Regions from separate parts of the Homo sapiens genome. Here all the other regions are linked to region 4. A link is a contact called in ENCODE Hi-C or POLR2A ChIA-PET data. All regions are on one chromosome and are shown on one strand. Each heading gives the region's core, a stretch centred on a gene start or an enhancer-like site at or near the end of the contact. The rest is flanking DNA. Distances are from core to core; before and after follow the strand shown. Region 1 overlaps SH3BP5 (SH3 domain binding protein 5). Region 2 holds the start of SH3BP5-AS1 (SH3BP5 antisense RNA 1). Region 3 holds the start of SH3BP5 (SH3 domain binding protein 5). Region 4 holds the start of HACL1 (2-hydroxyacyl-CoA lyase 1).

Region 1 (7,019 bases), core at 2,818-5,317, 290 kb after region 4:
TGGCAAGTCCTCACAGAAGGAAGTAGCAGGTCTGGCTGACACTCTGAGGGGCCCCTACTCCTGAAGTTGGTCAGGGACTGAGATGGGAAAAGAAAAGGACTCAGGGGAAGGGGAATTAGGTCCCTGGTTTCCAGCAGTGATCTTGAAGTTCTCCCCAACTTGAAGATCCTAGTATATTCTTCCTATTCCATTCCTTTCCATTTGTATTTGTCACCTTGGGGCTGTTTCACCTGGGTCTTCTAGTTGGATGACACAAACTGCTGTGGAATTGGGCCTATGCCATGAGCAGGAGTGTTGTGGCTGGCTCCAGCTCCCTGGTGGTCTTCATCCATACCCCTGCTCTCTACCTCTGCTTCTTCCTGGCTCCTACACCCTCCTGCCTTGGCCTTTCTGGTTTGGCTCCCTTGCTCCCCCACTCTGCCCTGGTGTACTCTTTGTGCTTCTATCTCTGCTGCAGAATTCTTAAGGTAGAATCAGCTTGCTCTGGCCCTCAGGGCTATGAAAGCCCCTCCCAGCAGGAGCTGGGACTGAGAAGAAAAACCAGACAGAGGCGGGAGGGAAGGCATCCTGAGGCCCCCAAAAAGCATGGCAGGATCTCTCAAAGCAGAAAAGGATCTAGGGCTAGGCCTGTGCTGTGCAATAGGGCAGCCACTAGCCACACGCAGCTATTTAAATTATCATTAAGTCTTTTGAACCTGGGAGGCAGAGGTTGCAGTGAGCCGAGATCGCGCCACTGCACTCCAGCCCTGGCGACAGAGTGAGACTCCATCCCAAAAAACAATTAAAAAAAAATCACTAAGTTAATTAAGTTTTAATTTTTTGAGACAGAGTCTCGCTCTGTCACCCAGGCTGGAGTGCAGTGGGACGATCCTGGCTCACTGCAGCCTTGACCGCCTAGGCTCAAGCAATCCCCCTGCCTCAGCCTCCCATGTAGTTGGGACTATAGGCATGCAGTGCCACACCAGGTTAATTTTTGTGTTTTTAGTAGAGATGGGGTTTCATTATGTTGCCCAGCCTGGTCTCAAACTCTTGAACTCAGGAGATCCTCCCACCGTGGCCTCCCAAAGTGCTGGGATTACAGGTGTAAGCCACCGTGCCTGGCCCCTTGAAGTTAAGTAAAATACAAAACTCAGTTGCACCAGCCACATTTCAAGTGTTTGCTTGGCCACAAGTGGCTGTGGCTTCTGTGTTGGATGGCACAGATGTAGCACATGTCATCGTCACAGAAGTTCCGTCAGCCAGCACTGGAGAGCACTTGCTCCCTTTTCACCCAAGCGCTATTTAAAGTGGTTTCTTTGTGTGTTCTAGTAGCTGCCACAAGTGCTCTTAGAGAATAGATTGGATGGGTGAAAAGAAAGCATGATTTGTATTAGGTTGGTGCAAAAGTAATTGTGGTTTTTGCCATTAAAAGTGATAGTGAATGGAACATTTCAGTTGCCTTTACCACTGGCCAGTAAGTCAGGATGTTTTCATAGTGCCTTTTATCATAGAATTCTAGTATGTTCCTGCTAATGGAGACTTTCCTATCATTCTAGGGCTGGATTTCCCTAACTCCAGTTATTCTGCTGCTGCCGCCATCATTTTTGCCACATCCTAGGACTGCATGTGCTATTTATTCCACGTTGTCTTTTAAATTGGTTCATGTTTTTACTTCAGAATTTTTTTGAGACATTTCGCTCTTGTTGCCCAAGCTGGAGTGCAATGGCATGATCTCGGCTTATGCAACCTCTGCCTCCCAGGTTCAAACGATTCTCCTGCTTCAGCCTCACAAGTAGCTGGGATTACAGGTGCCTGCTACCATGCCCGGCTATTTTTTTATTTTTTTATTTTTTTTATTTTTTAGTAGAGACTGGGTTTCACCATGTTGGCCAGCCTGGTCTTAAACTCCTGACCTCAGGTGATCCACCCGCCTTGGCCTCCCAAAGTGCTGGGATTACAGGCGTGAGCCACTGTGCCCAGCCTTACTTCAGTTTGAAAAGGAAATAGCCTTATTATAAATGGAAAACCATCAAAGGAAAATACATTTTTTAAGCAGGTGTTTTTTTTAAAGAATAATATATATATAGGAAGTGCCCACCTTGTCAGGGTACAACTTATGACTTTCAGAGTAATGTTATGTTGTTTCTGGTGGATTGTTTTCCTTATCAAATTCTAGCAGATTCCCCTCTTTACGGAAGGCTCTGAGCCTGGATTAGCTTCCCTTTTCTTTAAGAAAGAGATTAACAAACGTATACAGGTGCTGAAGACATTGTGGTACCAAATGGAGTCTTTCTCCCTGACAAAATCAGAAGCATTTAAAAAAGATCTGAGAAGCAACAACTGCTTCATTCTTATTGAAAGTACACTCTTGTCTTTGGTTCAAGAGGGGTTTATGTAGAGCAGGCCTGAGGGCAGGTGGCGTGCAGCACACTGGAGATTTTTTGGCTGCAGGTCCCCCTTCACATTCTTGGTAATCATTGAGTACCCCAGAGAGCTTTGTTTTTGTGGATAATATTAATATTTGCCATATAAAAATCAAAAGACATTTATTTCTAAGGTCTATATTCATTAAGATGACAATCAGCCTATTACATGTTAACAAAAATAATACATTTTATGGAAAAGGACTATTTTTCCAAACAGAAAATTCAATGAAAGAGTAATTGTTGTACATGCTTTCGCAAGTCTTTTTAATGTCTGGCTTAATAGAAGAGCTGGATTCTCTCACCTACTTCTGCATTTCATGTCATTTCTTGCCATGTCACCTGTCAGGTAGCTTCTGGAAAACTCTACTGAACGCTCAGAATGACAGTGAAAATGGCAAGTCTTTATTAATGAAAATGGCTTCCATCTTGCAGACTCCTTGAAAAGGTTTCCAGGTGCCCCACCCCCACCCCCACCAGTGGTTTCGCCAGACCACGCTCTGAGAACCACTGGTGAAGTGACTGGCACACTGGACTACAAGACTGAAGATGGCTGGTTGCAGTGGCTCACGCCTGTAATCACAACAGTTTGGGAGGCCGAGGCAGGAGAATCGCTTGAGCCCAGGAGTTTGAGACCAGCCTGGACAACACAGACCTCATCTCTACAAAAAATTTAAAAATTAGCCGGGTGTGGTCATACGTGCCTCTAGTCCCGGCTACTTGGGAGGCTGAGGTAGGGGCATTGCTTGAGCCCAGGAGGTGGAGGCTGCAGTGAGCCATGATTGCGACACTGCATCCAGCTTGGGTAACAGAGAGAGATCCTGTCTCAAAAAACAAAAAACAAAAAATACTGAAGATGTCTGCTTACATCTAACGCTTGACACTTGATAGTCCTGTGACTTTATGCAAAGACATTAGGTCACCTGGAACTCCAAGGCTCCAGTTTTCTTTGTTTTTCTTTTTTTGAGACAGAATGTCTGTCACCCAGGCTGGAGTGCAGTGGCGTGATCTCAGCTCACTGCAACCTCCACTTCCTGGGTTCAGGCAATTCTCCTGCCTCAGCCTCCCGAGTAGCTGGGATTACAGGCACCTACCATGCCCGACTAATTTTTGTGTTTTTAGTAGAGATGGGGTTTTGCCATGTTGGCCAGGCTGGTCTCGAACTCCTGACCTCAGGTGATGTGCCTGCAGCCTCCCAAAGTGCTGGGATTACAGGAGTGAGCCACCGCACCTGGCCTCCAGTTTTCTTATCTGTAAACTCGGGATGGAAATTCTGGCTGAGCCTGTTTTACAGGGTTGTTGTGTGTCTCAGATAATGCCTGGGAAACCTCTTTCTGCCAACTGAAAGTGGTATACTTGTAAATGGCATTAGTAAGGATCTTTTGAAGTTTGGTGTCGTCTCTAACATGTAGGACAGTTATTTTTAAAACATCACCATCCCATCTTTATCTCACTTAATTCTGGGGACACCTGTGAAGAGGAAAAGCCAGGATTCTCAGTTTCCAGGCAAGGTAATTGAGGTGAGCAGGTGAGCGATTGGCCAGAAAACACTGACTCATCCTGTGTGCTTCATGTTCAACCTGCATGCTGCTTCCACTGTATACTGGTGCTGGCTGGTGTGGTTTAGCTTGAGCTCTTATCTGACACAAGGCTGTTTGTCTGACACACTGACACAGTCAAACAGGGAGACTCTACCACCCCCAGCAATTCTTTGCTTGAATAAATTACCTTCAGTCTGAGTCACCTAATGGATGAAACACAATTTTCACATTTGAAGAGCTGAGGCCTCCTCCAAGCAGAGGGAACTGTTTAAGAACTCTTTCAAGTGCTGATCTAAAAACTCCCTTGGTAAACAGCCCTGGGATGGTAAACGGATTCTTTTTCTTGACTGGTGGAAGATCTGCTTGCTCTCTCAGATAAGTTTGTACTTTTGAGCCACTCCCCTCCATGGCTCATTTTCTGCAGGGAAAGCAGTCAGCTTACTCTCCTCCCTGGACATTCCTGAAGCCACCCCCACTCTGATCTTGGAAAACACATTTGCTTGTAATTGCAGGAGACAAAGGATCACAGTCAAGTCTTTTCTTTAAGAAACAAGACAGAAAGTCTAAGTTCAATTGTGGCAAGGTGGTTTTAAGATGTATTGAAAGAAATGCTTTATAAAAGCTAGGTTGAACTAAATTCCACAGACTCTGCTCCTTATACACATGGCTTTATTGTTAGGCTCTCCCCTCATGATGCCAGGATGGCTGCTATCTGCTGCAGGCTTTCATTCCATCCTCTTAAACATCTCAAGTGGAAGAAATTTCCTCTAACAGTTGCAGAAAGGTCCCGAAATGAAGTCTCATTGGTTATGATGGGTCATGTCTATCGCCCCTGCTCATCGAACAATCACTGTGGCTAGGAGTATGACTGTGGCCAGGCCCTGTCACATCACTAGGGACTGAGAGGTGGGGGTGAGGACCAAGGAATATTACGGCTGTAACACTGGGGAGACAGGAAAGATTTTGGTTTGTGGCCTCTCATACCTCAATACTTCTGGGAACTGTTACCCAAGTAGCTGTGATCCTCAGTGGAATGGAAACAACTGGGTGGGCTTTTTCTTATGGGGGGGGGGTGGAGCGGGGAAGACTGGCTTTGTGTTCAGTTTCAATGCATCTTTGATGAATAGGCTTGTTGGTGGTTGGAAGTCAGCCAGTCATGCATCATTCCTGGCAGCACAGCCTCATTTATAGAAGGAAACGCTGATGTCAAATCAAGTCTTCTGGGTTTAATACCCTTTGATGGTCACACACTTAGTACAGATAGTCACAAAAAGGGCATCAAGTCAGACTGGCAGGCCCTGAACCTGCCCATCAGAATCACCTGAGGAGTCTTTTAACATACTCTGCACCCAGGTAACAATTTTGTAAAACCTAAATTTGATCAGGTCATGCCCCTGCTTAGAAAAATCTATGATATTTTACAGTTGAAAACAAAAAAGCAGGCATGGTGTTGTACACCTGTAGTCCCAGCTACTTGGAAAGGGCAGGAGGATCCCTTGAGCCCAGGAGTTTGAGGCCACAGTGTGATATGATCATGCCTGTGAATAGCCACCATACTCCAGCCTGGGCATCATAGCAAGACTCTGTCTCTTAAGAAGACAAAAACCCCATCGATTCTCGGCCTTTTGGCTAAGATCAAGTGAAAACAAAAACCCAAAAAACCCCCAAAAACAAAAACACAAAATCAAACAAAAAGCCCTATACTATCCCATTCTCCCACCCTACCCCTGTTTTTTTCTCCCCTAGCCAGTTAACTATATTAGTTTAATGTATTTTAGCTGATGGAGGTATTTATTTCTATGACCAAGTAGTATGTATTGTGTGACTACTTCTTGATTTTTTTCATTTGAGTGACTATCTGTGGACATCCTGCTATGGAAGATGAGGTTTTGTCTCTTTTCACCCTCTGTCCTGTACTTTTCCCATCTGCTGTCTTCTCAGCAGAATCCATTGTGGTCAGTATTTGATTACTTTATTGCAGCTAGGTAAGTGCTATTCACAGTTGAGCCATCTAGTAAACTATGATTATGTTTCCTTTTTGTGGTAGAATGCATTCTTTAATTATTTCTGACAAAGGGTGCATTGGAAATAAATTACTTGAGACTTAAGTAACCCTATGGGAAGAAAACCCATCACATAGAACTAGGTTAAAAGGTTTGATTTTGAGATGTGATTTATGGCCAAAGGAAGAGAAATGGCAAGTAGAGAATAGCAGAGGGAGACAGAATTTCAGTGATGAACTAGCACCAGAAAATCTTCTGCAAAGAAAGAAACAAGAAGTAATCTCCCCTTCTCCCCACTGTGCCATGCCCTCCCATTGTTCATGGGATTGAGTTCAGATGCCTTTATAATGGCCAGGAGGCGTCCTTGCTCCAGCCCCTACCAGGCCAGCCCGTCCGTCCGTGCTGGAGGGTCGAATGTCCCCCTTCTCTGTCTGGTGGAATCCTCTTTCTTCATGTCTGACTTGGGTTGGGTGGCCTTCTCAGCCGTGTGTCTGTTGCTCAACGTGTGTAAGTAGTCTTAGCACTGCTTGAGTTTAATTGTTCACTCTGCCATTTCCCAGCTCTGTGACCATGGGCAAGTTACCTTTCTTTTCCTTGCCTCTATTTCCTCCTTTATAAAATGTGAATAACAACAATAGCACCTACCTGTTAGGATTGTTAGCGATTGCACAAATTGGTGGGGTTAAAGCACTGACAGTAGTGCCTGCCACATAGCAGTCAGTCAGTCTGTGCCCTGTATCCATCCTTCTTTCTCCACAAAGGCAGCGTTGGTGGGTTGTATTCACCAGTGCCCCAGAGAGCTCTCAGCAAATCAGATATCTTTAGCGGCTGGGCAGGGAACCTGAATGAGTGATTCAGACACCAGAGTGATAGGGACTGGAGAGGAGGGTAACCCCTGCCTAAGGGGGCACCTTCTGCTCTGCTTCTAGCTATTTTTTTTCTTTAAATGAAAAGTTTGAGAATTCATTTTTTTTTTAAATGTGAATTTTCCCTGACGTTTACTACACAGCATATCAGCCAAATGTACTAAGCTTATTGGCCCGTAGGCCACTGCTTTGGGGCTCAATTCTCAT
Region 2 (6,669 bases), core at 613-3,112, 350 kb after region 4:
ACATGGAACTGGAGAACATTGTGCCAATAATCATTTAATATATGCCAAATCTTACACGTCTACTCTAAACTGCTCTAATGAAGTTTCAGTGACCTTGAGGGCTAAAGATTGTTCTTCTGGGTAAGAGCTCTTGGGCTGGTTTTTCAGAGCAGAGTTCTTGTTGTGGGTAGACTGTGACTAGGTTCACAGCCTTTGTGGAACATTCCGTATAACGGCATTGTGGAAGCAATAACTAGTTCCTATGAAAGAACCAGAGCTGGGAAGATGGCTGGGAAGCCAGGCCAAAGTGGGGGCAACAGCTTGCTTCTCTTTCTCTTCTCACCCTCAGTTTGTATGGGAAAATGGAGATGTCCTCTCCACTTTATCCCACGATATCTAAATGAAAAAGAAAGAAAACCCACACACAAAGCAAAAACTCAAGTATTAAGAGCACATATTTTTGACCCAGTGGAGGCTTAAAAAAAAAAAAATCCAAGAACACAATTCATTTTCACCACCTCTGGTGTTCAGAGGGGGCTTTTAAAAAAGCGTGTATGCTGGGATACCCATTAAAACCATTTTCTAGAAGGCTACCATGAGCTGCACTTTTTGGGGTGGGAAAGGTGAATGCCAGTGGGGATGCGGGGGGATGAGGGTAGGAGGGACTTATAGAAGGGGATTTGTGGCTGTGGGGGAGAAGGTTCTACAGCATAAGCCTTATCCTGCCAGCCAAGGGGATTTATTCTAAGAGAAGTGCATGTGAAGAATGGTTGCCACTGTTATTAGATTGACAAGATGTTAATTTCTCTGTAGGTTGTAACTTTAAAAATAAATGAAATTATTTAAGGGTTATGCTGCACTAGTATTCCTTAGAGGAAACAGTTCTTTAAAGTTAGGAAAGGGAGTAGGCAGGCATGTGTTGGCAAAGGCTGTTAATAGTAGTTAAGTGTTAAGACTGCTTTTCTTTAACGTTTTCATGGTAATGCATATTTAGAGCACTGTATTTTTGTCTTGTTAAGAAAATTTAGCATTTCTAAAAGAAAAAAGCAACCCTCTTTCAAACTGTTAATTCTGTCACAGCCTGTATATTTTAGTCATTTGTAAATCTCTTCATACAATAGTGACTTCTTTTTTGACTGATACAGTATCTTAATTACAAGGTTATTTTGTACTTGTCTTAATACACTAAGTGTAATAAAAACGGCTTGAGAAAAGTTTCTCCTTTCTGTGACTTCAAATAAGAACTCCCAGTATTGCCTAAATCTTCTAGGCAACCCTTTTTCCATAAGGAAGAGCATGGAGTGCTGTGGTCACCAGTAATCATTTTCAATTAATTAAGGTCATGAACAGTAATAATTTAAGCCTTGTTTACCAAGGTTTGAATTCTACTTTTGCTGTTGCTAAAGCTGTGGGCAATGAGGAGACACAGTGGCAGATAAAGACGAGGTGGTGACGCTGGAGGAGTGGGCCTCGGCTGCACACTGCAGTCTCGAAGCTTAAGTGTTGCTGTCAGTCAGTTCTCATCCCCAGAGAATTATTTAATTAATTAACTGGGGGGGGTACACTGGGGCATTAGACTTTTAAAAGCTCCCCGAGGGAATTCAAATGTGCATTCAGAGTTGAGAATCAGATGGATTCTTTCTTTTGTGGAAATGTTTTATAATATTGGACTCTTAATCCGCATTTCATTATTAAAGCATGCTGTGGAGAAAAAGTTCTTGGTTGGCCAATCATGAGGTTTAAGTTTCAGAAATAACCCTTTGCAGTATCAAACAAGTGTTTTACCTAGTAGTTAATAAATATTTCATCTAGGAAAGTTCATAGAAGTCCCTTGTGCTATTTAAGAACATTAAACAGCCGGCTGGGCCCAAGGGCTCATGCCTGTAATCCCAGCACTTTGGGAGGCCAAGGCTGGTGGATCACTTGAGCCCAGGAGTTCGAGACCAGCCTGGGCAACATAGTGAAACCCAGTCTTTACCAAAAATACAAAAATTGGCCAGTCTTGTAATTTGGGTCTCAAGCAAGAACACTTAACAGCATACCTGAATTTGACTAGTGACCTTCAGGGTTCATTCAGTTCTCATAAAATCTCCTTACACCCTTTTACCTGTAGTAAAGACACTGAGACTTGCTTGACTTACCATTAGCAAAAACTTCCCTGCAATTGAGGCAATTCTTTTTCCTCCTAGAAGAAACACCATCTGGAAAATAGCCCAAGCTAGGATAAAGTTTTTACAGCAGAGTCAAGTTATACAGTCTAATAACTAGAAATTTCTAGGTACTTCTCGCAGAGAATGAAAGTGGGAAGGAGTTTTCTAACACTGGGGCTTTCTTTCCCTTGTCTTTACAAAAGACAAAGCCTAGGCAGTCAGTCAGTAGCACTAGAGTATTCCTTATGGGCATTAAGAATTTCTCTTGTTTCCTGCCTCAATCCCCCTTTCCCATCAGCCTACCACTTGCTTGTCTCCTACACCAGAAAAGGATGCAGACCACCTTTTGACCAGGGCTCCCTTCTCACACTATCACCTAGTCAAATTTCTAGTTTTACGTAGTCTGCCCCTACTGCTGTCACTGTGGCCTCTTTATCTCCACCACATCTGACATTTAATTATACTCTTCTGGGAATTCTGTTCACTGGGCTTCTTAATCCTCCCCCAACCCTCGTTTTCTTGTATCTCCTGTTAGTCTATGTATTTTTTTCTAAATTAGAAATACTTTCTAAAAAACTTCCCCCAAATCAGTTCTTAACCATCTTTAGTTCACGTGACTCTTGACTTTTTGGGTGATCTCACTTACTATACCACGTTGATTCCAGATCTGGATTTTCTGGGCAATTTAATGTGTCAAAACTTACCTTTCACTGAAGCTATGAGCATCTGTCCATGTGCTGAATTAGAAACTTGAGTCATCCTCTCTAACAATTCAACTGGTCTGTCTGTTATTTAGAACCTCCAAAAGGCCTGGATTGTTTTTCCTCCCTCTACAATGGGTCTAGATCTTGTCCCTCCCTCGACTAGACGGCCGTGACTGTGGGTGCCATTAGACACACACAGCAGCTCAATCAGGGCTCAGGGAAGAAGGCTTGTGAACCCTGGGCAAAATCTTTTAATCTCTTAGGCTTATTTCCTCAATTGTAAGAAGTACAAATAATAGTATCTATACTTTATTCAGCTATTGGGAAGATTAAAAAGAAAAATATACACATTGGGTACATAGTAAACACTCAATGGTCAGTAACCTGTCTTTTGAAGCTTTACCTTCAAGGTCCAAGTTAAAGTATCAATTCTTCAAATACAATTTTTTATATTGGTCCAGCCAAAATTAATCTTTCCCTTATTCATACACTGGTGGCATGTTTTTAGAGCTCTATTATAGAAATCAGTGCCTTTAAGTTGTTCATATATAGGTCTCTTCTAATAAATTTGATGGCAGGGATTAGGTTTTTAGTTTGCATCCTGTACAAGATCTTTACCACAACAGGTTCAAATCATGTGTTCATAATATAGTTCTTATGTTCTGGATTTTTTCTTTTTAAAAAGTAACAGAAAACTTGTTAAATTTGTCCACCTAAAATTAATAGGCTAAAACTGAAAGCATGAAGTATTTACCAAAGTGAAATCTCATTAGTGTAATAATCTACCACTACTCTGTTAAAGAACAGATTTTTGTTGAAGTATATATTTTCATGCAAATAATCTGTTCTCATTTACATGAAACACGACAGATGAAATCTTTCAATAAATCTAACTTAAACTATGCAATATCCGTAAGTATAAACATTTTATTTCAATTTAAGGTAGTAGCAATACAAAATAAGTTTTGATAATTATAAAGTAGAGACAATGAAAAATCCCACCCTATTTTTAGAATTTTAAAATATTGAGCATCATTCTGTCCTGATGGGTTTTTATGTAAAGTGGGAATTTACATGACACCAGTATCTTGGCAATTCACTTTTTTTGAATGCTACATATCCCAATCACCATATATTAAATTCTCTATTTTCTTCAAAGTGCTATTGCCACAAGAGACTGAACGATACAGCAATTTAAAAAAAGACCACACAAACTAAATTGTAATGTCTTCAATATCTCAATTACTGTTTTTTAAAAATAAAAACTGCAGTAGTGAATTTCTTTAAGTTCTTGCTACATGATTGAATGGGAGATAACCTCAACAATTTTCATTCTTAGGCATGAGCATCTTCATGCTAAGGTAGTCTATACTTAAAAGCTTTATTCTTTCATAACACCTGGGCAACAAATATTTTAAAATCATAAATAATGCAAAATTAAAATCAGTTATGGTGGCACAATTCATTTGGTAACTAGTTGCCCAAGATGTATAGTAGAATCAAGCAGGTTTAACTTCCACATGCTCTGCAAAAAAGGGAAACAATGGAAATATTTCGGTATATTAATCTAGCCCACTATTCCACTCAAGGAATCTATATCCTTTCTTTTTCTCATCTGGTCTCAGTTCCTTTATCCTCTTAGCAAAGGCATCTCACAGTGATGACTGAGTCTAATTTTAATCATATGCACTTTTTATACAAAATGGCCCCTAAAATGCAAGCCAACTCTATATACACAAAACCATGTAAACGGTACCTCTAGGTGATTTAGGTAATTCTGACTATATACAGTTCTTACCAAACACCCTGACAAGCACCAGATTCCACTGTAACACGTTTTTAGAGATTTAATTCCATTCTGATTGTTCTGCTTACTGTCCTGAAGATTTGCGTCCTTATTTGAAGAACTGATGTTTGGTAAGTATAAAAGCCAGTAACTTGAGATTTCTCCATCACTGAAGTTGTGTGATCTTGATGGGGATAATACTATTAAAGTCCAAGAAAAAAGGTCCTTCTTGTTTAGGCAAAAAGGTACTAGGAATGATATTGAAGATCCCAGAAGGTATATTTTCTAATTCCAGGTAGCAAAACCCACACCTATATTTAGAGAAAATGAGAATAAGGTTTATAGAAGATGATGCCACAAAAAGTAAAGTATAAAATAGATACAATAAAAATGCCAACATTACCTATAGTCACCACTAGATTTCCTCAGAAAGCCATGGGGACCAGGATCTCCTAGAGTAGAAACTGTTACAACCTCAAATCCAACGCTATATTGCCTAGCATTTAAAATGAACAGAATTACTGTATTAATATATATTCTCAAACGTGATTTAAAATAACTTTATCTGAAGTGCAGATGTCATACTAAGTTTATGTTTCTGAAGTTTCAGTAGAAACATACACACTCTATTTTTGATCATAACACACCATTTATATTTTTCAGTTGAAGCCTTAAAGATTAACACCAGATTAAACTTACTTTAAGAGAGACTGTATTTTTACCATGGGCTCCCCGGGAAATATTTTATTTTTTTTGAGACAGAGTCTCACTCTGCTGCCCAGGTTAGAGTGCAGAGGCACGATCTTGGCTCACTGCAACCTCCGCCTCCTGGGTTCAAGTGATTATCCTGCCTCAGCCTTCTGAATAGTTGGGACTACAGGGGTATGCCACTGTGCCTGGCTAAATTTTTTTGTATTTTTAGTAGTGACGGGGTTTCATCATGTTGGAGAGGCTGGTCTCGAACTCTTGACCTCAGGTGATCTGCCAGCCTCGGCCTTCCAAAGTGCTGGGATTACAGGTGTGAGCCACTGCGCCCGACCTCTTTTTTATTTTTGAGACAGGGTCTCACTGTCACCCAGGCTGGAGTACAGTGGAGCAATCATGGCTCACTGCAGCCTTGCCCTCCTGGACTCGGGATTCTCCCACCTTAGCCTCCTCAGGACCTGGGACTATGGGTATGTACCACCATATCTGTCTAATTTCTTAAATTTTTTTTTATGGACAGGGGGTCTCACTATGCTGCCCAGGCTGGTCTGGAACTTCTGGGCTCAAGCTATCCTCCTACATTGGCCTCCCAAAGTGCTGGGATTACAGCCTTGAGCCACCACGCCTGGCCACAGGGTATAATTAAAAATATTGTCATTGGCCAGGCGCGGTGGCTCACGCCTGTAATCCCAGCACTTTGGGAGGCAGAGGTGGGTGGATCACAAGGTCAAGAGATCAAGAGCATCCTGGCCAACATGTTGAAATCCCGTCTCTACCAAAAATACAAAAATTAGCTGCGCATGGTGGTGTGCACCTGTAGCCTCAGCTACTTGGGAGGCTGAGGCAGGAGAATCGCTTGAACCCAGGAGGCGGAGGTTGCAGTGAGCCGAGATCACACACTGCACTCCAGCCTGGTGACAGAGCAAGACTCTGTCTCAAAAAAAAAAGAAAAAAAAAATTGTTATTGTAACAAATGGAAAGGCCTATGGGACAGGAAAGAAAGCCCTGAAACAAACTCTGAATTTACAGAAGTACTTAGCATATTATAAACGTGGCATTCCAAATCAGTAAGGAAAGATTCATTTAGATGGTGATGAGGTAACAAAAAATTTAGAAAAAAACTCTTAAATTGTATTTCATACCAAATATAAAAATATATTCATATGAATTTTTTAAATGCAAAAAATTGAACCATAAAATAATCAGAATATGGTGAAAATTAATTTGGTAATGTGGTGAGAGTTCCTGTCCACAGCAAAATGAAACCAGAAGACAGATTCATTATTTTAAAATGAAATGTTTTTCTATGTGGGAGAAAAATGACAATCTGAGAAAAATATCCACA
Region 3 (6,696 bases), core at 3,762-6,261, 270 kb after region 4:
AGTAAAGGACTAGGAATTTGTCATCTACATGTTTGGGACCCTCAAACTGGCCCCAGAAATAGTGTATGCATATAGTAGGGGCTGAAAAGTGTACTGAATTAATGTTGCTTTCTGCAGATCTAGATCTAAAAACAAAAAACAGAACAAAAATACAAATGAATTAATGTTGTTGATCACTTTCACTTGCAAACTTCAGTTTAAAAACATTAAATAAAAACTCTTGGCCGGGCACGGTGGCTCTCGCCTGTAATCCCAGCACTTTGGGAGGCTGAGGTGGGTGGATCAGGAGTTCAAGACCAGCCTGGCCAACATGGTGAAACTTCATCTCTACTAAAAATATAAATATTAGCTGGGTGTGGTGGCAGGCGCCTATAATCCCAGCTACACAGGAGGCTGAGGCAGGAGAATAGCTTGAACCCAGGAGGCGGAGGTTGCAGTGAGCTAACACCACCGCACTCCAGCCTGGGTGACATAGCGCGACTCTGTCCCAAAAAAAAAAAAAAAAAAAAAAACTAAACTAAAAAAAACCCCAACTCTTTGGCTGAGTGTGGTGGCTCACGCCTATAATTCCAGCACTTTAGCTTAGCTACTAAGTACAGGTAAAAAGTAGTAAGACTGTGGGATTGAACCAGGGTTGGGATTATGCCAAGTGCTTACAGTGGTCGGGGAGAAGCGTGAGGGAGTTGTGGTTGACTGTAGTGTGGTGATTTTAATGATGGACAATGGAATCTAAGCTAGATCAAATGGGAAGTGTGGACATAAGAGGGTGAGGGACTGTAAAAGAGTCTAGGGAGCCATGATGAAGCCCTGAATCAAGGGTTAGAAAGATGGGAATGATTTGGAGACTATACTATAGGAAAATCCACTCGTCCTTGCTGACTGGGTTCACTGGGACTCTCAAACCATAGGTGGGTCCTTAGCGCAACCTGGCGATTATAATATATTCCCATGGTCAACTCAGTCACCAACTGTCCCTGCAAGCTCTTTCACAAAGCCTCTCTCCTCCAACCTCCATTGCCCTCTGCCCCACATCCCCTCATTCTCAGCTGATGATGTGGCTCATTACTTTGCTGAAAAAACAGAAGCAATCAGAAGAGGCTGATCATCAGGCTAATGGATCTCCTTTGTCTCCTCTGACCCTAGCTCCTCAATGTCCACCGAGTCAATTTCTCATACACTAGCCAGAGTTATTACAGGAGCACTCACTCAGAACAAAATCCAAATTCCTTACCATGACCTAAAGCATCTCCGTGGCCTACCCACATGCTTGCCTCTGATTTCATCTCCCTCCCTCTCTCCCTGGCTGTCTCTGTCCTACCCACATGGATCTCCTTGCTTTTTTGCCAACACCCAAGGCATATTCCCACCTCAGGACCTTTGCACATGCTGCTGCAGTCTCTGGAGTGCTTTTCCCCCAAAAGTATATGTGGTACGCTTTCTCATTTCTTTCTTTCTTTTTTTTGAGACGGAGTTTCACTCTTATCGCCCACGCTGGAGTGCAATGGTGCCATCTCGGCTCACTACAACCTCTGCCTCCTGGGTCCAGGTGATTCTCCTGCCTCAGCCTCCAGAGTAGCTGGGATTACAGGCATAAGCCACCATACCTGACCAGTATGCATTATTTTAAATTTATCTTTAAATTCCACAAAACAATCATAAACATATCTTCCTTGTGAAAAATAAAAACATTACTGAGAAACTAACATTCCTTTGATCCCCTGCCCCCATCCCAGACAATCCTAGGCCACGCCCTGCTCCCTTTTTCCCAGAGGTAGCCACTCTTTACTGGGTATAAATCCTTCCAGGCCTTTTGCTATGCATTTATGTGCACTACATATGTGCCAATAGGGAATATATACAGTTGTCCCTTGATATCCCTGGGGGATTGGTTTCTGGACCCCTGCAATGCTAAAATCTGAGATGCTTATGTCCCCTGTAGAAAATGGCAGTGTTTACATATAACCTACATACAACCTCCTGTATACTTTATTTAATTTATTTTTTCATTAAAAACATTTTTTTTTTGAGATAGGGTCTCCCTCTGTCACCCAGGCTGGAGTACAGTGGCATGATCGGGGTCACTGCAGCTTTGACTTCCTGGGCTCAAGTGATCTACCTCAGCCTCCAGAGTAGCTGGAACTACAGGCATGTGCTACCATGCCTTGCTAATTTAAAACAATTTTTATTAGAGATGAGGTGTTTCTTTTTTCTTTTTTTTTGAGAGAAAGTCCTACTCTGTCGTTCAGGCTGGAATGCAGTGGTATCATCTCGGTTCACTGCAACCTCTGCCTCCTGGGTTCAAGCGATTCTTCTGCCTCAGCCTCTCGAGTAGCTGGGATTACAGGCATGTGCCACCATGCCCAGCTAATTTTTGTATTTTTACCATGTTGTCCTGGCTGGTCTCAAACTCCTGACCTCAGGTGATCCACCTGCCTCGGCCTCCCAAAGTGCTAGGATTACAGATGTGAGCCACCATGCCTGGCCTAGAGACCAGGTCTTGCTTTGTTGTCCAGGCTGGTCTCAAACGCCTGGCCTCAAGCGATCGTCTCTCCTGCCTCGGCCTCCCAAAGGACTGAGATTACAGGCATGAGCCACCACATCTGGCCCCTCCTGTATACTTTATTATTTATATATATATATTTATTTTGAGACAGGGTCTTGCTGTCACCTAAGCTGGGGGGCAGTGGTGCAATCTCAGCTCACTGCAACCTCTACCTCCTGGGCTTAAGCAATCTTCCCATCTCAGCCTCCCAAATAGCTGTGACTACAGGCATGAGCCACCACACTTGGCGAATTTTTTGTATTTTTTGTAGAGATGGTGTTTCACCATGTTGTCCAGGCTGGTCTTGAACTCCTGAGCTCAAGCAACCCACCCACCTTGGCTTTCCAAAGTATTGAGATTACAGGCATGAACCACCATGAGCAGCCCCTCCTGTATACTTTAAGTCAGCTCTAGATTTCTTACCTGCAATACCTAATACAATGCAAATATGTACATAGTTGTCATATACTGTATTTTTTTTTTTTCTAGAGAGCAAGGCAGTCTCGCTTTGTTGCCCAGGCTGGTCTGGAACTCCCGGCCTCCAGTGATCCTCCTTGCCTCAGCCTCCCAAAATGCTAGGATTACAGGTGTTAGCCACCACTCCTGGCCATGTATTTTTAAATATGCATTTTTTTAATTGTTGTGTTTTTTTCCCCCAAATATTTTCTATCTGTGGTTAGTTGAATTTACACATGTGGAACCTGAGAGGCTATGGAGGGTTGACTGTATATAGTACTGCCTGTGGTTTATTTATTTTTCTCATTTTATCTTTAGAAAGACTATTAGGATTAACACTATAGCTGGCCCAGATCTCCAAAAAATAAGACAACAAAAGTCTGAACTGATGTTCTTGAGCAGTTGGCCTATGTCTCATAGATGTATTTTGCTCTTGACCTAAGCTTAAGCAGGAATGTAGTTTGGAGTTTGCCATTTAGAATGGAGAGGATAGGGTTCTGCTAGCTGAGAAGCATTTATCATAGTCAGGGCTGACCCCAGAGTTCTGTTTATTTCAAACTCTGTCTCTCAGTTCATTCAGAGCTAGGATGTACCTGCAAAGTTGGAGGCTCAATTCCAAGCCACCAGAGAAGGTTGGTGGCTCCTGTGTTCCAAAGTGACCCCTATGGCTATCTTGTTCCTGGCTTCATCTATCATTGGAAAACCAAAAGCAACTATGTCTTTAGCAAGGAGCTTTGAAGCACCTCTCACAGAATTGCTGACTCATCCTTGATTTAAAGAGCAATGAACAGGTCTGACCTTTTTAGAAACAAACCATGGCACTACCTCCAGGAGACAGGACAAATTTCCTTTGACAGTGGACTACAGTGCCAGCGTGTATGGGGTGGTGCCTTGCCCAAGGAGTAACCCTCTAGCCTAGTTTCTGATAAAACCACCAGGAGCAGGACTATTTATTCATTTGAGAAGGGGTCTGGCTGTATTGTCCAGGCTGGTGTTGAACTCCTGGCCTCAAGTGATCCTTGTGTCCTGGCATCTCAAAGAGCTGGGATTACAGATACGAGCCACCACGTTGTGCCAGACCCAGGTTTTGTAAGGTGGCTTTGATGATAGGTTCTCAGAAAGAAGCTCCTTTCTCAAGCAAATTTGTCCTCCAAACTCAGAGCCGATGGGCTACAGGCCTCCGTGTAGGACATGTGCACGTTCTGCATTTCTCAAGGCAAGGAGACGTGAGCAGCCATGTGCTCATCTGCTTTGCCAAGGTCATCCTTTGCGTTCCCCTGACATCACAGTGGCCCTGACATTTCATAAAAGCACACACACGTGCCTCTTCAGTTTGGCCTTTTCGGATGCTGTGTCTGCCAGGCCAACTCTGTCTCCCTACTTGTTGATGGTGGGCAGAAAGTCTCACTAATTCATAAATTCTTGGCCAGAGTGTGCCCATCAACAGGGGTTACACTTGCCACCTCCTTAAATCCCAGCTCAATGCATTCTCCATGCTCCTGGCTATTCAGGTAGGACCGCCGCACCTCTGTGTTTCGGTATGGGGCTCGCCCAGAGAGGCCGCAGCCTTCGGCAATGCATCAGTGCACGGAACCTCCGCCATTCCCAAGGTTCGCTCAAGAGGATGAGTGTGCTTTGGGTATAGGGTTTCGGCAAGTCTTGGTCCTGAGGGCCAGGGTCACTGAGCGTAGGCTTCAGAAGGCGACTTCAGTGTGAAAACACCCACGCCTCCCTACCACACAAACAACGAGCCTCGGAGGAGGGCTGGAGGAGGGGACTCCCGAAAGCGGGAGGCTTGCGTTACGTAGTTGAGATATATCCGAGCTGCTAAGTTACAAGGGGGTGGGGGCTGTCCTATTTTGCCACCTTGGAGATGTGGAGGGAGCTGGGGTTTTGCGACGGAGACCTGGATAGCTGGGACTGGCGGCGGAACGCGAGGCCGGGGCGGGACGGGGGCGGAGCGGGCGCTGCGCTGACTGCCGCGGCAGAAAGGGGGCGGCCGCGCCCATTTCCTCTGCTCCGCCGCGGCCGGAGGTATCCGCATCGGCGAGCTGCGTCTCCCGGGTGTCGGCCCCGGCGGCTCCCCGACCGTGCCCGGCTGTGGCGAGGCGGCTCCAGCCCAGCCTGTGGCAGCCGCGACCCCCGGGGCGCTCCGGAGCCCACTGCGCGGCGCGCGTGCCGGCTGCCTGCATGGACGCGGCACTGAAGCGGAGCCGCTCGGAGGAGCCAGCCGAAATCCTGCCGCCTGCCCGGGACGAGGAGGAGGAGGAGGAAGAGGGGATGGAGCAGGGGCTGGAGGAGGAAGAAGAGGTGGATCCCCGGATCCAGGTAGGGCGCGCGGGGTCGCCCCGCATCCGGGCTTCGCGAGGGCTGCTACGGAGGTCGGTGTCTACGCGTACAGCCACTTCGCAGCCCCCAGTAACTGTGGTCCGGGGACTGGCGGCCACATAGGGTGGCAGGAGACGGTCTGTATGCTCCGTTTCATCGTCTCCACAATGAGGAGGCTACAGTGCCCGCGTGGATGCGGCCTGACTCTATTGCGGGGAGTCCCCCGCCGACCCGTAGCAGGATCGGGGTCGGTGCAGCGTGCCTGGTGGTTCGGGTGGATGTGCAACAAAGGGAAAAAGGGGGCGGGGGCGCCATGGTATCCTCGGGGGTACCCCTGCCCGGCCGCGGCACCGCGGGCATGGCACGGCGTCCAGGCTCTGCGAGGAGGTGTCGCCCGCGTGGGCGCCGGGCACCGTGGGCGGGTGGGCGTTGCCCTGCAGCGCGGGCTGGCACCGGTGCCCCGGGTGCAGAGTCCTCACTTGCCAAGGTGCCCGGCCTGAGCCGTTTTCCTTCTCTGATTGATTGTTAGCGAACTGAGCGGCTTATTGTCATCACTGGCTCAACGTTCTGCCTGGCTTGAAATTGCTTAAAACCCTGCTTTTCCTTGTTGTGAGGTTGGGCATGAAAAGAAATCGGGGACAACTGATGCGCAAAGCTGACGCGTGGAGGCGGCGAGGGGATTGGGCTGGCTGGCTGTGCCTCCATTTCCAAGAGAGATGATTAAAAAACAATTTCCAAGCCGAGATCTAGGAGTGACAGTTTCACCTCTTCACCCCTAAGCAAAAAGCAGAGCAAATCCCTTTCTAAGGCCCGTTTTTTTTCTACCTTTTCAATAAATCATTTTTTTAAAAAAATTGCTTTTAAGCATGCTCTGTAATTTCTGGATACCTAATTGGTTTTTTAGTGCACAGATCAATTTAAAAGCTCACTTAACTCAGTGGTTGGGGTTTAAATGAATTGTTTTGTCAGCTTAGCAAGATAAAGATCAGGTGGAAAAAAAATCCTTGCATTAGGAATGCTATTAATTAAAGTAATTGGTTTGGAATAAATCGTGTGTTACTGGTATGGGATTATGTTAGCAAGATCCTTTGTTTGCATAGTAATGATGAGTTAAGTTCATGTTGGATACTTTTTTTACAAAATGTCAGTTTGTAAATGTTTATTGAAAGGAATGGGATTAAAGCTAGTTTAAAACGTCCAGCTAAGTAGGTTGAATAATTGGCAGTGTGAAAAGATTTTCACCCTTTACAGAAAAATAATTCTGGTGAGTTAATACCAGAATTCTGCCCTTGATGATTTCACTGGGTTTATATTTTTGGCTTGGCCTTGCTTATTGTCTTTTATTGTTTTCTAAGCAAAGTTCTTGCTCA
Region 4 (6,959 bases), core at 2,736-5,235:
AATACAAAATCTGCATTTTCTTTTTAGATACACTCTGAGACTTGAAAGAAGTCACCCTCTGAGATGGGTCCCTGATATGGTTTGGTTATGTCCCCACTCAAATCTCATCTTGAATTATAGCTCCCATAATCCCTACATATCATGAGCGGTACCTGGTGGGAGGTAACTGAATCATTGGGGAGGGTTTTTCCCATGCTGTTCTTGTGATAGCAAATAAGTCTCAAGCTGTGATGGTTTTATAAATGGGAGTTTCCCTGCACACACTCTCTTGCCTGTCGCCATGTAAGACGTGCCTTTGCTCCTCCTTCATCTTCCACCATGATTGTGACGTCTCTCCAGCCATGTGGAACTGTGAATCTATTAAACCTCTTTTTCTTTATAAATTACCCAGTTTTGAGTATTTCTTCATAGCAGTATGAAAAGGGACTAACACAGAAAATTGGTAATGCAGAGAGTGGGGCACTACTGTAAAGACAGCCGAAACTGTGGAAATAACTTTGGAACTGGGTAACTGGCAGAAGTTGGAACAGTTTGGAGGGCTCAGAAGAAGATAGGAAAATGTGGGAAAGTCTGGAACTTCCTAGAGACTTGGAGGGCTCAGAAGACAGGAAAATGTGGGAAAGTTTGGAACCTCCTAGAGACTTATTGAATGGCTTTGACCAAAATGCTGATAGTGATATGGACAATAAAATTCAGGCTGAAGTGGTTTCTGATGGAGATGAGGAACTTATTCAGAGTTGGAGTAAAGGTCACTCTTGCTATGCAAAGAGACTAGTGGCATTTTGCCCCTGTCCTAGAGATCTGTGGAACTTTGAACTTGAGAGAGATGATTTAGGGTATCTGGCAGAAGAAATTTCTAAATGGCAAAGTGTTCCAGAGGAAGCAGAGCATACAAATTTGAAAAATCTGCAGACTGACGATGCAGTAGAAAATAAAAACCCATTTTCTAGGGAGAAATTCAAGCTGGCAGCAGAAATTTGCATAGGTAATAAGAAGCTAACTATTAATCACCAAGACAATGGGGAAAATGTCTCCAGGGCATGTCAGAGACCTTCACAACAGGCCCTCCCATCACAGGCCCAGAAACCTAGGAGGAAAAATGGTTTCATGGGTCAGGTCCAGGGTCCCCCTGCTGTTTGCAGCCTAGGGACTTGGTGTCCTGCATCCCAGCCATGCCAGCCATGGCTAAAAAGGGCCAATGTACAGCTCAGGCCTGGCTTCAGACAGTGCAAGCCTGAAGCCTTGGCAGCTTCCACATGGTGTTGAGCCTGCAGGTGCACAGAAGTCAAAAATTGAGGTTTGGGAACCTCTGCCTAGATTTCAGAGGATGTATGGAAATGCCTGGATGTCCAGGCAGAAGCTTGTTGCAGGGGTAGAGCCCTCATAGAGAACCTCTGCTAGGGCAGTGTGGAAGGGAAATGTGGGGTGGGAGCCCCCATACAGAGTCCCTCCTGGGGCACTGCTGGTGGAACTGTGAGAAGAGGGCCACCGTCCTCCAGACCCCAGAATGGTAGATCTACTGACCACTTGCACCATGTGCCTAGAAAAGCTGCACACACTCAATATTAGCCTGTGAAAGCAGCTGGGAGAGGGGGTTGTAGCCTGTAAAACCACAAGGGCAGAGCTGCCCAAGGCTGTGGGAGCCCACCTCTTGCATCAGCATGATCTGGCTGTGAGATACGAAGTCAAAATGATCCAAAGATCATTTTGGAGCTTTAATATTTGACTGCCCTGCCAGATTTTGAACTTGCATGGGGGCTTTAGCCCCTTTGTCTTGACCAATTTCTCCCATTTGGAACGGGTATATTTACCTCACTCCCGTGCACCCATTGTATCTAGGAAGTAACTATCTTGCTTTTATTTATTTATTTTTAAATTTAATTTTATTATTTTTTTTGAGACGGAGTCTCGATCTGTCCCCCAGGCTGGAGTGCAGTGGCCCAATCTCAGCTCACTGCAAGCTCTGCCTCCCGGGTTCACACCATTCTCCTGCCTCAGCCTCCTGAGTAGCTGGGATTACAGGCGCCTGCCACCATGCCCGCCTAATTTTTTGTATTTTTAGTAGAGATAGGGTTTCACCGTGTTGACCAGGATGGTCTCCATCTCTTGACCTCATGATCCGCCCGCCTCGGCCTCCCAAAGTGCTGGGATTACAGGTGTGAGCCACTGCGCCCAGCCACTAGCTTGCTTTTGATTTTACAGGCTCATAGGCGGAAGGGACTTGCCTTGTCTCAGATGAAACTCTGGACTGTGGACTTTCGAGTTAATGCTGAAATGAGTTAAGACTTTGGGGGACTGTTGGGAAGGCATGATTGGTTTTGAAATGTGAGGATATGATATTTGGGAGGGGCCAGGGGCAGAACAGTTTGGCTGTGTCCTCATCCAAATCTCATCTTGAATTATAGCTCCCATAATCCCCACATGTGGTGAGAGGGACCCAGTGGGAAGTAACTGAATCATGGGGAGGGGATTTTTCCCATGCTGTTCTAATGATAGTAAGTCTCATGAGATCTGATGGTTTTATAAAGGGCAGTTCCCCTGCACACGCTCTCTTGCCTGCCACCATGTAAGACATGCCTTTGCTCCTCCTTCACCTTCTGCCATGATTGTGAGGCCTCCGTAGCCATTTGGAACTGTGAGACCATTAAACCTCTTTTTCTTTATAAATTACCCAGTTTTGGGTATTTCTTTATAGCAGTATGAAAATGGACTAACACCGTCCACATATGCAGGGAGGCAACCACTTCACTCTCCTCTGCTTGGGGTGGGGTTGAGGGGTTGAGAAAAAGAGGGGAAGACCTTTTGAAAAGACCCAGGACTACAGTTTGAAAATGTCTGGGTTTAGAAATCGTTTCACTTCCAGTGCTTCTCACTCATTTCACTACCCATGACCCACTCCCCTCTCATCTCTTTACTGTCCACTTATCACTGTTCTTTTTGCTTAAAATGACTCCAAATCCTCAAAAAATTAAAAGTTCCACTGTTTATTACAATTGGAAATTTTATGTTTATTGTCACTGAGCAGAGGGTCTAATGACTCCAAGGCAGTAGTTTCAGATATTGCACATTGCAAACGATTTTCACACAAAAATGTTTTAAAAGGCTATCGGGTGCAGGGCTGGTTGTAGGTAGGGACCCAACCTAAGAATTATGAAACGCCATAGTTCCTAATTTTGGAAAGATATTAGCGGAGAGTAATATGGATTAGTAGCAAGGGCTGGAGAAAACAGTGCTCTATACTACCTTCAAGGTGCTCTTTTCATCGCTTGTGACCCAATGGCTGAATAGTGGGTAGGAAACAGGATTCAGGATCTCAGGCACGGTCTGGATCTACTGACTCTGAGCGTCATTTTATCTCTTGCTGGGGTACACATCTGCTTCTGGATTTAAGTAACGTGCGCTACAATAATTTAAGGACTATAAAACCACAAGGTTATGAGAGCGTAAACCACAAAGCGTGTAAGTAAATGCCTAGAAAACGCAACGCGGTAGCACAGCAGCAACGCACAAACAGCCCCAGCAAACGACGCGCGCCGGGCTTCCCAGCTCCCGGCAGCCTTTGCGCAGCCCTCCCCAAGTCCAACTGGGCGCCCGGGGCGGGGTCTGGACCGCACGCCCTTACCACACCCCCTCCGCGCCGCACCACGCCCCCTCCGTACCTGCTCTTAGCGCGCCTTCCGCCCTGAATATGCGCATGCGCCATTCTCCCTTTACAGCCCCGAAAACGCTCCAGCTGGCCGACTCGGAGACAATGGCGAGAGGCCTCAGAGTTCGGCTTCTTACCTGCTTTGCATAGGCAGCAATCTCCTGCTAGTCCCGCCTCCCTCTGGCATTCTGGCGCGCGAATGGAGGAGCCGAGAAGAGAGCGCAGTTCTGATTGGAGAACGCGCGTGTTTACATTCTCACCTCTCCCGGGAAGTGGACGAATTTAGACCGCCTCTTCCTTCCCGTTGTTTAAGGCAGTTGGTTGCCCTCCTGTCCGTCAGAGGTGCAGTACCAGAGGTGGCGTGCTGCCGATTTCGCGTTTGCCTTGCTGGATGATTCCGCTTGTTTGCCGGCTGCGTGAGTGCTTAGAGCTTTTCGGTGGAAGATGCCGGACAGTAACTTCGCAGAGCGCAGCGAGGAGCAGGTGTCTGGTGCTAAAGTCATCGCTCAGGCCCTGAAAACGCAAGTACGATGGACCTTCCTGGAATGAAAGGCTCCTACGGAAGCTGGCGGGGACCGCGATGTTGTCTTGGAGACGAGTAGAAATGGGCGATGGGGGTCGGGGGGTTTTCCTTTTAGCGCCCGGGAGGGAGGGAAGGATGTGGCGATATGGTGGGGCCTTGGGAGTTTACTCCCCTGTTCTTCGTTCCTCAGGATGTGGAGTACATATTTGGCATCGTAGGCATCCCAGTGACCGAAATCGCCATTGCTGCCCAGCAGCTAGGCATCAAGTACATCGGGATGAGGAATGAGCAAGCGGTGAGTATGGACTCAGGTGGCTGAATGCGTTACTGGGAATGATCAGTAATAGCGGTAGGTATGCATTGCAAACACCCAGATAGCGCTTACCACTCTTCTGCTACTTTACATATATCATATCAATCACTGTTGAATATTAACTGTTGTTACACCAAGTTGACAGATGAGAAAAGACACAGGTTAAGTAAAACTTGCCTTTGGTGACACAGCTGGTAGTAGCAGAGCCAGGGTTTGAACCCACGTATTCTGGGTCTGAGTCCATTCTCTTACTACTATACTGTATGTCATGATTGGAATGGACAGTTTATGAGTAAAGTCTGACTTCCCTATTAGGCTACAAGCTCCATTAGAGCAGGGATATTATTTCTTCACGACACATCTGTACCCCCAGTGCTTAGTGTGGTGCCTGCATAAGAAAGGTGTTCAGAGATTACCTGTGGGATAAATGAGTGAAGGCCAAGGCTTTGTTGTATGATTGGTTCGGGGCAGGGTGGAGGATATCACAAATGGTAGTGCCTTGATGGAAACTCAGATGGCTCAGATCCTAGCCTGATGCTTTTTCCACCACATCATGCTGCCACCTTTCTTAGAGGCTTATTTGGAAGCAGGATAAGGAAGATACGACGTTTTGTCAATCCACTTTAAGTGCATCCTCTGCCAATCCACCTTGCTCTTCTCTCAGTAGTGCGGGCTTGAAAGGTCAAGAATCCACTTCTGTGATATCACATACTCTCAGTCCAGCTGAGGCTAAATATTCCTGCTTTACACTCCCACCGTTGCCTTCTAATTTAAATTCTTGCCTCCTCTTGCCCAAACAACTGCCTGGCCACCCTAAGTGGTGCCTTTTGCCATCATACATGAGTGCCTGGAGGGCAGAAGTTGTGATTCATTTGTTATATCACCACAGTGCCTGGCTTGGTTTGTGCTTTCACGTGGTGTAGATGCTTAATATTATACATTATTTATTAATTGAATGACATTCTTTATTGAATGACATTCTTTATTGAATGACATTCTTTATCTACAAGGTTTGAGATTTGTATTTTTTAATCTTAAAACTAGGAGGTTTTGAGTTTCTGTTGCTTCTACATTTTACTTGTCTTTGTTAGAACAACATTCTGTTCTTTCATCTGTGTGAAAAAATGAAGCTATTGACCTATGAATGGAACCTATACTTAACTGTTTTTGTAGAGATGACATATCTGCCACTGATTTCTTCATACAGCAAACATTTATTGACTAAGTACTGTATACTAAGGATTGTGCTACATAACCTGTAGGAGAGAGGGATGTAAAGAAGGAGTGAGGTTTAGTCTTGATCTTCACGTTGATCAGTCCTGGAAGGTGAGGGTAAGACTTACAGAAAAAGACTCATCTATTATAACTCTCACAATAGATGTAGTAGCACAGAAGGGGTGACTGGTTCTCTTTGAGGACAGAGAAGATTGCCTGTAGAGGTAATGTTAGTTCATGTGGTTCCCTCAAGGTAGGTAAAGGCATGGTGAGCTGTGAGACTGGTAGGTAGGTTGAGGGGAGGTTGTGGGAAATCTAAAAAGAGTTTGAATTTTTTTTTTTTTTTAACAGTAGGCAATGGGGGAGACTAAAGGTTTTTCTAAACAGGTGGGCGATGTAATTAGATTTGTACTTCAGAAAGATGATGCGAGGCATGGTTGTACATGCCAGTAATCCCAGCTACGAAGGGGGCTGAGGCAGGAGGATTACTCAAGTCCAGGAATTAGAGGCTGCCTGGGCAACATAGCACGACCTCTGTCTCTAAGTTTTATTTCAGCCCCTATAAGCTTAGTTGAGGGTTCTTTAGGTCCCATGTGCTGTGTTGGGTGCTGGATACAGAGATGAATGATAGTTCCTGGCTTTAAGGGGCTTACAGCCAAGCTGTGGAGACAGACACAGACAATTGTATTATAAGGTGGTAAGTGCTGTGATAGAGAGATATCCAGGGTGCTATAAAGCCCAGAGAAGGAGTACCCAGGCTCAGCTTCCCACAGGAGATGATGTCTGAGCTGTCCTGAAGGATAAGCAGGCATTAACCAGTTAGGAAAGAGGAGGCAGGCTCCTCTGGAGATGATTCCTAGATTTTGGGCTTACTTGATTGATTGTGTAGATCATATTGTCTGTGACTGAGACTGGGAATATAGAGGGAAGAGCCAGCTTGGAGGAGAAAGGTGATGTTCAATTTTGAACACATGCATTTGAGATGTTGGTGGAACATCCCAGTGCATATGTCCCTCAAGCATCCTGACTCTATGGTAGTCAAAGGAAGACTTAAATGGTACCTGAACTAAGGGTAGTGACAGAATGATTCAGAGGGAACATGAAAACAGGCTAAGGCATTCAGGACATGTTTGTGATAAAGAGAAAGATGTAGTTGGGTGTGACTTCATTGTCTTTGATTAGATCCATAGAGTAATCAAGACATACTGACCAATTGGCCAGCAAGTAGGCAGATTGTCAGCAAGTTCATTGTTCTTGAGAGC

Evidence for each region. Hi-C counts contacts between places; a loop is a spot of excess contacts on that map. ChIA-PET counts read pairs that join two places held with the same protein, here RNA polymerase II (POLR2A). Pooled maps may share reads with other maps.
Region 1: a loop to region 4 is called in a pooled map, with 5 times the contacts of the local background. The contact joins the enhancer-like site here to the promoter of HACL1 in region 4. A Hi-C loop is called at or near these places in 7 of 50 pooled maps. POLR2A ChIA-PET finds 5 or more read pairs at or near these places in 3 of 52 experiments (AG04450, OCI-LY7 and activated naive CD4-positive, alpha-beta T cell).
Region 2: a map of aorta shows a loop between it and region 4 (2.3-fold over the local background). The contact joins the promoter of SH3BP5-AS1 here to the promoter of HACL1 in region 4. A Hi-C loop is called at or near these places in 6 of 168 maps with a recorded cell type or tissue (CD8-positive, alpha-beta T cell, Right ventricle myocardium superior, aorta and 3 more) and 12 of 50 pooled maps.
Region 3: a map of CD8-positive, alpha-beta T cell shows a loop between it and region 4 (17-fold over the local background). The contact joins the promoter of SH3BP5 here to the promoter of HACL1 in region 4. A Hi-C loop is called at or near these places in 1 of 168 maps with a recorded cell type or tissue (CD8-positive, alpha-beta T cell) and 8 of 50 pooled maps. POLR2A ChIA-PET finds 5 or more read pairs at or near these places in 3 of 52 experiments (CD4-positive, alpha-beta T cell, MCF 10A and activated naive CD4-positive, alpha-beta T cell).

What each region holds. Positions count from the first base shown.
Region 1 is chr3:15,307,904-15,314,922 of GRCh38, reverse strand. The region is part of intron 2 of SH3BP5 (SH3 domain binding protein 5); the gene reads left to right. Among named protein-coding and RNA genes, the nearest start is that of SH3BP5, 21 kb to the left of the region's middle. Within about 2 kb of position 4,067, at least 13 of the 41 ENCODE cell types and tissues checked have a DNase peak (open chromatin) inside an H3K27ac peak, as active enhancers do.
Region 2 is chr3:15,249,377-15,256,045 of GRCh38, reverse strand. SH3BP5-AS1 (SH3BP5 antisense RNA 1) reads right to left here and starts at 1,862. Exons shown (of 3, transcript NR_046084.1): 1 at 1-1,862. It overlaps SH3BP5 (SH3 domain binding protein 5), which reads left to right. Exons shown (of 9, transcript NM_004844.5): 9 at 1-1,693. CAPN7 (calpain 7) reads right to left here. Exons shown (of 21, transcript NM_014296.3): 20 at 5,023-5,115; 21 at 3,130-4,930. The coding sequence ends at 4,786.
Region 3 is chr3:15,330,901-15,337,596 of GRCh38, reverse strand. It overlaps SH3BP5 (SH3 domain binding protein 5), which reads left to right and starts at 5,011. Exons shown (of 9, transcript NM_004844.5): 1 at 5,011-5,326. The coding sequence starts at 5,189. RefSeq lists silencers at 4,903-5,302, 5,383-5,442.
Region 4 is chr3:15,598,595-15,605,553 of GRCh38, reverse strand. It overlaps HACL1 (2-hydroxyacyl-CoA lyase 1), which reads left to right and starts at 3,985. Exons shown (of 17, transcript NM_012260.4): 1 at 3,985-4,171; 2 at 4,360-4,464. The coding sequence starts at 4,091. It overlaps BTD (biotinidase), which reads right to left and starts at 3,809. Exons shown (of 4, transcript NM_001370658.1): 1 at 3,660-3,809. RefSeq lists a silencer at 3,537-3,596 and an enhancer at 3,438-4,080.